Regions from separate parts of the Homo sapiens genome. Here region 2 is linked to region 1. Evidence: read pairs that join two places in POLR2A ChIA-PET (ENCODE). Cell type or tissue: A673. All regions are shown on one strand. Links, peaks and the distances in the headings refer to the core of each region. The heading gives the core; the rest is flanking DNA. Region 1 has its middle 30 kb from the start of STXBP6. Region 2 overlaps STXBP6 (syntaxin binding protein 6).

Region 1 (4,400 bases), core at 163-4,162:
TGGTGTCTGATGAGGGTCCACTTCCTTGTTCATAGATGGCCATCTTTTCACTGTAACCTCACATGGCAGAAGGGGCAATGAAGCTATCTGTTTGGTTTTTTTTTAATAAGGGTACTAATTCCATTTATGAGGTCTCTATCCTTATCACCTAATCACCTCTGAAAGGCCCCAACTTCTAATACTATTACATTGGGTGTTAGGATATCAACCTATGACCATTGGAGACACACAAATATTCAGTCCATAGCAATACTATATGACAAACACAATGTTAGACTCTGGGAAAAGATATATATATATCATGTTCCTGCCAATGGAGGAATTTACCGTCCAGTAAAAGTGTCAGAAGTAAAAACAGATAGGTACAGCAATGTTATACGTGTTAGAGATGTATATGGTAGGCTTTGGGCACACAAGAAAGTAATGCCTTAAGGGAATTAAAGTTTGTCCCAAAAGATGCCACTTAGGTTTATTTTTAAAGGAGGAATAATATTTAAGAACGTAGACAATGACAAAAGGGCATTCTGGGCAGAGAAAAGATAAGTAGTCTAAAAAAATATGTAATTAATTTTCAGAACACAGGTAATTACACATGGGAATACTAGGATAGTGACAAGAATTTGGAAAGACAAGAATCACAAAAGGCTTTAAATATCAAGCTAAGGGTTTTTATTCTATCCTGGGGACAATGGGAAGCCATGGGAGGCGGATTTTAAAATATAACCTTTTCATTTAAGTCATACATACAGAAAGGTGCACAAACCGTAAGTTTACAGCTCAATGAATTTTCACAAAGCAAACACACCTGTACAAACAACACATAAATTAGGAAAGAAAATACTACCAGAACCAGTGGAAAGATTTTAAGCAATGGAAACATATTATCGGACTTGATTTTGAAAGATCTTTCTGGTTCATTGGGTAAGGAAACTGTTGGCAGGGAAATCATTTCAATTGTAAAGGCAAAAAATCACAAAGGCCTTAAAGTACTGGAACTGTGAATAGAGAGGAAGGATTATGTTTAAGAAATATTTAGGGCTGGGTACAGTGGCTCACGCCTGTAATCCCAGCACTTTGGGAGGCCGAAATGGGCAGATGGCTTGAGTTCAGGAGTTGGACACCAGCCTGGCCAACATGGCGAAACCCCGAATCTACTAAAAATACAAAGATTAGCCGGCTGTGGTGGTGCATGCCTGGAATCCCAGCTACTTAGGAGGCTGAGGCACAAGAATCACTTGAACCAAGGAGGCGGAGGTTGCAGTGAGCTACGATCACGCCAGCCTGCACTCCAGCCTGGGTGACAGAGTGAGACTCTGAAAAAAAAAAAAAAGAATAAAGAAGGAAAGAAAGAAAGAAAGAAAGGAAGAAAGAAAGAAAGAAAGAAAGAAAGAAAGAAAGAAAGAAAGAAAGAAAAAAACAGAAAGAAAAAAGAAAGAAAGAAAAGAAAGAAAGAAAGAAAGAAAGAAAGAAAGAAAGAAAGAAAGAAAGAAAGAAAGAAGGAAGGAAGGAAGGAAGGAAGGAAAGAAAGAAAGAAAGAAAGAAAGAAAGAAAGAAAGAAAGAAAGAAAGAAAGAAAGAGGGAGGGAGGGAAGAAGGAAGGAAGGAGAAAAGAAAAGAAAAAGAAGGAAGGAAGGAAGATTTAGGAGGCAAAATTAAGAGACTTTTTAATAAATCAATGTGTGAATTGATGGAGAAGTAGAATCGTGGAATCTAAGACATGCAACTGGGTTAATGATGGTGCTGGGTAGTTTGCAAAGATAACCACAACAACCCCTCCCATTCATGAGTGGATATTATTTTGTAATTGACTTTGCCACTTCTCCTGTCAAGAGGGAGAATCTATTTCCCCATCGCTGAACTCTGGGCTGGCTTTGGGACTTGCTTTGACCAATAGAATTTGGCAGAAGTAGCATTTTGTGACTTCTGAGGATAGATTTCAAGGGGCCTAGCAGCTCCTGCTTTAGTCCTCATGGATACTGCCCAGAGTCTGCCATAGATAGACACTAGTCCTAGAAAATAAGAGAAAATATGGTGTGAGGGCCATTAGGTGGGCTGGGGTAGGGGTGGGAGAAGGCATGCTAGCCAATAGCCAGAACCAACTGTAAAACAAATGCATGATGCCATCTTAGACCTTCCATCCCAGATGACTTTCTAGCTTAATGCATGAGTAATCCCAGGAAAAAAAAAATGCCAGAACTGCCAGCTAACCAATGGAATCATGAGAAAGAATGATTTGTTGTTATCTGGGGTGATGTGTTGTGTAGCAATAGATAACTAAAATAAAAATTGGCACTTGGAAGTAGAATAGAGCGATACCATAACAAAAACTTAAAAGATATAGCATTTGTTTGGTGACTGGCAGCCGGTGGAGGCTGGAAGGCAGTGAGGAGAATGTCAGTGAAAGCCATGAGGCATTGTTATTAGAAGCAGGAATAGGATGACTTGTGTTATGAAATGGTGGAACAACTAGCAAATATATCAGTTGTGGTAATTTATTATAGAAGATATATAATTTGCCTACCAAGATTTTGGATTTCCAGGTTGAACACTGAACTTATCAAGTGGCTTTTTTTACCTGGGTATGATAAAGAATTGCAAAATAAAGATGAGCTGAAAAGGAAATTATTTCATTTACCAGCATAATTTACAGGAAATATAGATGGGTCAGGATTTGTTAAGTTGGAAAACAAAACTGTTTCTCATCCCCATTCTCTTCAGAAAGCAACAGATTTTCAAAGTTAGAAATGGTAACAAGATAAAGATCAAACCAAGAATATGGTTTATTGTAAGATCCCTTGTTAAGACCTCTGAAAGATTTTAAATAGTGACTAGTAGATAGATTCAGTTGGGGAAAAAAAGTCTTCCAAGAACCTAAAGTTACTGCCCTATGGCAGCCTTACAACTAACTCAAGGTAGAGGGAAAGGTCTGTCTCAAAAAGAATTATGGATGTGACTGACTTGCGGGGCATGGGAATCCAATCGGATATATAGGAAACTCACAATGTTTTAAGAAAATTATATCACCTTTGACTAAAAGGTCCAAAGATCATTCAAAATGAAAAGAGAGCTCTAGGCCCTAATTTCCTATTGGCAAGAAGCAGACTGAGAAATGTACTCAGCTGCAAACATGGTTCACTTCTTAAAGAAAAACAAGAACCCAGAATATGAAGCAAGAGCCCTGAGTGTAGAGCCAAGAGACTAGGGGAACAATGGGTTAGGGAACCACTGAGAAAGCAGAATATACTCTAATTAAAGAAAACAGGAGAAATTGGAGAAACTGGTGACATGTACCTGGCTACAGAATTGCTACAGACTAGTTGTTGGTCTTCCTCCTTTTGAATGGGAGCATCTGTTGGAATGATCTGTTTGGATGTGTGAAGTGTGGGTGGCTAGGTCTTTTAAATTCACAGATCTCTGGAACAGGATCCACACCCAGGACAAGACTGAATGTACAGGAAATTTATTTAGGGAAGTGCCTGTGAGAGAACATGGTAAGGAAGCCTATAAAGGCCAGATGCACGAGTCTGCAATGCCATTCTGACCCCAAGTGAAGGAGAGAAGGAAGGAAAGGTGGATGGAAGCATCTTAGACTGCTGTGTGGTTGTAAGGAGTGTTTGGCAAGGTCACCGGAGAAGACTCATACCAACATCACTTATCATAGTAGTCCCTCATTTCCAAAAATTAGCCTTCCATTGTATCCCTTCTGCACCTTGTCATTGTCTGGGAGCAGCCCATGGGAGGTTGGCCACAGTGCAAATACAGGAAGGATTGTGAAGCACAGAAGCCAGCTGTGCATAAATCAGTTACGCTCCCTACTGTCACTGATCTGAGAGATGCCTTCACGTAGCCACCACAAACCACCACCTGACAATTCCCAAACCCTAATCTCCAAGCCTAGCTTCTGTTTAAGAATTCGAATCATAATTTTTTTTGTCACCAATTATGTTCAGCAGAGGCCCCAAATACACCTCATTAATAAGTCATTATTGAGTCCCTATTATACACCAGACATTGTATTATTCTGAAGAAGCTCATAGACTGAACAGAGAGATAAATATGTAATAAATCATTACAAATCATATGTTCTTTCAACAAGTATTGACTACGAACCTATTATATACCAGGCACTGGTAAAAGTGCTGGAGATATAACAGTAAATAATACATGACAATGTGCCCTACTTGGATGACTGGTGCCAGCTGGATAAGTCAAATAAATAGCCACATAATTATCATACAATGTAGTATGTGAGTTAGAAAAGACATTCTCTACAGCTTAAAGTACAAATAGTAGCTGGAGCTGTTCATGTAAAAAAGGGGAAAGGCAGGGTTTCCCAGATTCTCAGAACAGCGTAGGCAATGACATGTAACAATGTAGTTTGTAAAAAACTACCTGATCTTA
Region 2 (4,400 bases), core at 225-4,224, 73 kb after region 1:
CTAGAAAACCTGGATCTCTTAGTGCAGGGTCAGCACCAAGTCGGAGTAAGTTCTCAAAGAGTAGGTGACGTTGTGGCGATGGCGTGCTCCTCACTTTGTCGGACTGGGCTTGTTGGGTTTCTGTTTCACTGAGGGAGGAGATTTTCTGTGCATTTGATTACGCTACATGATACTGTGCAAGCTAACACTTTGGGCTTTGGGTCTGGGAAGGAAATGTATTTTGGTTACTTATTGTATAGTTTTGTATAATTTGTATAATTTATGCCTCATTTTGAGATGCAAGTAGGAAAATGGAAAAACAAGGAACCCAAGTAATCAGCAAATGAGCTTAAGAGAAGAGTCCCTGGGAAATTAAATAATATTTGAAGCTTCAAAGCTGTATGTTTAGGTTTTAGAACATCAGATATTAGGACCCAGTGATAAGAATTCTCCATTTATTGAACTGTTTTGAAATTTCATTTTTTAATTGCTTTAAGACGTCCTTAACTTGACGTCTTATAATACAGTTCGATAGTTGAATGAGACCATTCTGAAGTGAAAACAAAACAAATTAACTAGAAGTGATCTTAGCTATCATCCCATCCATCCTTTTTATTTTGCTGATGAATCCAGTAACTTGTGATAAAAGTCATATCTTGCTCTCAGAATTCTCCATGTCTCTCTGTGGAGTTAGCACATAATATATACTGGCTGGCTGGTGGGCTGGCTGAGATAGTATTTGCTAAAAAACTTAAACCTTTTGACCACAGTATTTGTGAAGAAAGTCTTGGTGGAAGATGTTAGAGTGACTCTTCGTTTTGGGATTTAAAAGCTTAGCCATTCTTCTGTGAGTTGTTAGATGCTACTGCTTGCTATTCTAAAAGCTTCTGATGTGTAAAATATTCTATAGGTATAAAACCTTTTGATGTGTAAAATGTCTTTTTTGTTACACATTCTCAAGCTGGTAGTCTCTTTTACCATTACTTTGGGAGCATTATGTAATTGCTATTTGAGAGTCAACAGAAAAATGAATAAAGAGGAATTATTGTTGCCAATAGACGCTGTTCTCCATACACCAAGTTAAATAAAACATGAATTTTAAAGTTCTATCAAGCAACAGCTTGTCAAATTAATTATAACATTCAGTGAGTCTTTAACAACCTAAAGTAATTTATCAGGTACATTTGGAAAGACGAACTCTTTTTGTTTGAGACAAGGTCTCCCTCTATCTCCCAGGCTGGAGTGCAGTGGTGTGCTCATGGCTCACTACAGCCTCGACCTCTTGGGCTCAAGCAATCCTCCCACTTCAGCTGGGACCACAGGCATATGCTACCACACCTGGCTAATTTTTTGTAGAGTTGGAGTCCCACTCTGATGCCCAGGCTGGTCTTGAACTCTTGGACTCAAGCGATCCTCCCACCTTCATCTCCCACAGTGCTGGGATTACAGGTGTGAGCCACCATACCTGGCCAAAAAGATAAACTTTTAAAACTTAAAAAAAATTTTTAAAAATGAATTGTGGCTACTTCCCATGTGTAGAGCTGGGTCTGGCAGCTAACATTTTGTTCATGTGGGACTCAGGCAAATTTGTTTCTGAATTAAAGGAATTTCCTATCCTCATTTCTGGCTTCATGCCATGAGTGCCAGTGCCAGCTGACAGAGCCATCTGCAGGACTCTGTAGTAGAGTGGGAGCCAGGTGAAAGTGAGCCAGGCCTGCAGATGTAGTTTTTGTTAGGTGAAAACTTAGCAGAAGCGTGTCCAGTCCTGGAGATTGTCCATTCTCAGTTTATTTGGAGACTTTAAGATGGTAGAACAATGACAGGTTTCTAGAAACCTTGTGTTTAGTACAAAAAGTGGCTTGTCTGTGAGACCTCCTTTTGAGATGTTCAAAAGAATGTGAATATACTGGAACTTTGCAGGAATAATTTCTTCTGTGATTCCAAAATCTTCAGATTTGGAGGAAATAATTCAAATAATTGTATTGATTTCATCCATTCCTTCCACTAATGTTTACTGAGCATTTCTAATGTGCCCTGCACTGATTTGGATACCAGACAACATGGACATAATTCCCTGACCTCACAGAGCTTCCGGTGGGGGAGACAGACACACACAGAAGTTAAATATGTCAGACAGTGATATGAGCTACGGGGAAAACTAAAACAGGGAAGGGGATGGGAATTGTGCTGAGGGGTAAGGGAACCATGTCAGGACCTGGGGTCTTGTACTACTTGTGGTGACTGATTGTACCCACAGGCATGAAATAGAACAGTCATTTACATATTGTGGCTGACTGTGCTGTCATAGTTACTACTACCATTATCACAGTCACCGTCAGAAAGCATTTACCCCACGCCTCTTAGCAAGGTTTTATACAGAATGAGTCATACAGCTAAGTGTTTGTCCTCAAGACTGACAGCCCTTACGTGTACACATGCAGATAACTTACTAATGATGAATAGAAATTCCAACAATTGTATTCGTTCAACAAATGTTTATTGAATGATGGGGTATACAAGGCATTGTGGAGGACAGCAAGATAAATCACATATGTATCTTCCCAAAGGGGCATATAGTTCAGTATAGTCATAGAGCAGGTCATTTGCATGTCAGTGATTTAATTTGAGATAGACCATGAAAGTCTATGTCATATGCTGATTTCGCATTTTTGCCGAGGCATAATTTTGAGTCAGCTGCTTTGGGAGGCTGGTATGGGGTAACTAATGTCGGAGTGTGTGTTTAGCCATTTCCCTGTGTCCACATTTCAGTGAGGAATTGTTTCTACCTATTGCTGAATATGTTAAATGCCTTTGAAGTAAAATATGCTTTTTTTTTTTTGGTGAAAAATTGCTCTGAGAAGAAAGCCAGCTTCTAGAGTTGGTGATGGAAGTGCTGAATCTAAGATGTGATTGATGTTCCTTGGTCAGTACATGGAATCATTGAGGGCCTCAAGGAAATACTTAGCATTTTGCTGCCCTTATCAGGGAAATTTTATGCTGTACTAGTGTTTGCCAGCTTGGACGTGAACCCCTCGTGAATATATTTTTTGGATAGATCTTGATAAAGGCCTTAATGGGAATGTGGACACAGCAGAATTTATCTCCCTTGCTTGAAGCAGAGGTGCGTCTTCTGGGCCCTAATATCAGATTCTTCCCTTTCCTTCACAAATAAAGCATCAACCATGTTTATGTGAGGGTTCCTCATGTTTATCATCTATATGGGACCAAAAGTTTGCTACATAGAAACATAGTTTTTTTATATATGTATGTATACACACACATATACATATGCAGCCTTAGAAACAGAGCAAGAGAAAGCTTGGAAGGGGGAGGAAGAGCTGTAAAATACCATGGCAGAAGCTATTGGCTTCTCAGCATAATCCATGTTTTCCTCTTCCTGAGCCCACAGCAAGAATGCATTTCCCAGCCTCCTTTGGAGTTAGGTACAGCCACGTGCCTGAATTCCAGCAAAGGGGTGACCACAGTGAAAACAGCTGAGCCCATCAGCTTGAATCCCTAGTTCAGCGTGAGGAAGAGGAACACCTCATTCACCAGTTCTCTGTCATGGGAGCAAGAACAAAGTTCGGAGGTGTTTGAGCCATTATAGAGAAGTCAGGGATATATTTTGACAGTGATGAGTTTGGATCATAATCCTGAGTGTCATAATCCTGAATGTTGAAGTTCTGAACATCAAAATCCCAAAAGATCAAAATCCCTAAAGTCCAAAGTCCCTCATGTCTAAAGTTCTGAAAATCACAATCACAGGATGTTAATGTTAGGCCAGCTCTTATGGGCTGTCTCTGTGCGATTGTCCAAAATCTTTCCCTGTAATATACATTTTTACATGTTGAATTTTCTTTTCAGTTATTTAGCTTTTTTTTTTTTAGTTTTTTCCCTACTATTTTAAATTTGTAGAATTATTTTTTACAGTTCACTATGCTATGTATTTTATTTTTTCATCACTTCCAATATTGGAGTAATAAATTGTATAGAGACTTTTAGAGAGTTCGAATCCCTTTTATGCAATTTTTGCAAATTTGACTCCACAAAAGTGTAGTATCACCATGTTGAGTTTGTGTGTAAGCATTCTGTGTGCACGTGAAAATGTTGCAACTTTCTCAGCAAATAAAGAGATGTTCTTTTTGTACATCTGCATTTGCGAAGGATACAATTTCTTGATCTCAGCTCTTTGGATGACTGCATAAGTGGTGGTGACCCATCGTGGTTTTTGATCAATCTCATCAGAAGACTTAGGTTGTTCATCACAGTATTTCAGATGATTGCAGTCATAAAGCCAGGTGCAAACAATGACCAACCATAGTGATGTGCATTTATATAGTTCCCCTTTTGAATTATTTCATTTTGAATATGGTTTGTCTGCTCATAATTGTTATACCCATGCAACTGTTGTTAGCATACTT

Evidence for each region. ChIA-PET counts read pairs that join two places held together with the same protein. Peaks named below come from ENCODE experiments on the same cell type or tissue, not always from the same donor. Only the 100,000 strongest peaks of a DNase experiment are listed, where the experiment ranks them.
Region 2: POLR2A ChIA-PET joins it to region 1 with 7 read pairs; 2 of 35 experiments call an interaction of 5 or more read pairs at or near these places.

What each region holds. Positions count from the first base shown.
Region 1 is chr14:25,078,280-25,082,679 of GRCh38, reverse strand. No RefSeq gene overlaps it. Among named protein-coding and RNA genes, the nearest start is that of STXBP6, 30 kb to the right of the region's middle. In A673, for the core only: no CTCF peak of the experiment used is centred there; no DNase peak of the experiment used is centred there.
Region 2 is chr14:25,005,272-25,009,671 of GRCh38, reverse strand. The region is part of intron 1 of STXBP6 (syntaxin binding protein 6); the gene reads left to right. Among named protein-coding and RNA genes, the nearest start is that of STXBP6, 43 kb to the left of the region's middle. In A673, for the core only: no CTCF peak of the experiment used is centred there; a DNase peak (open chromatin) is centred at 2,341.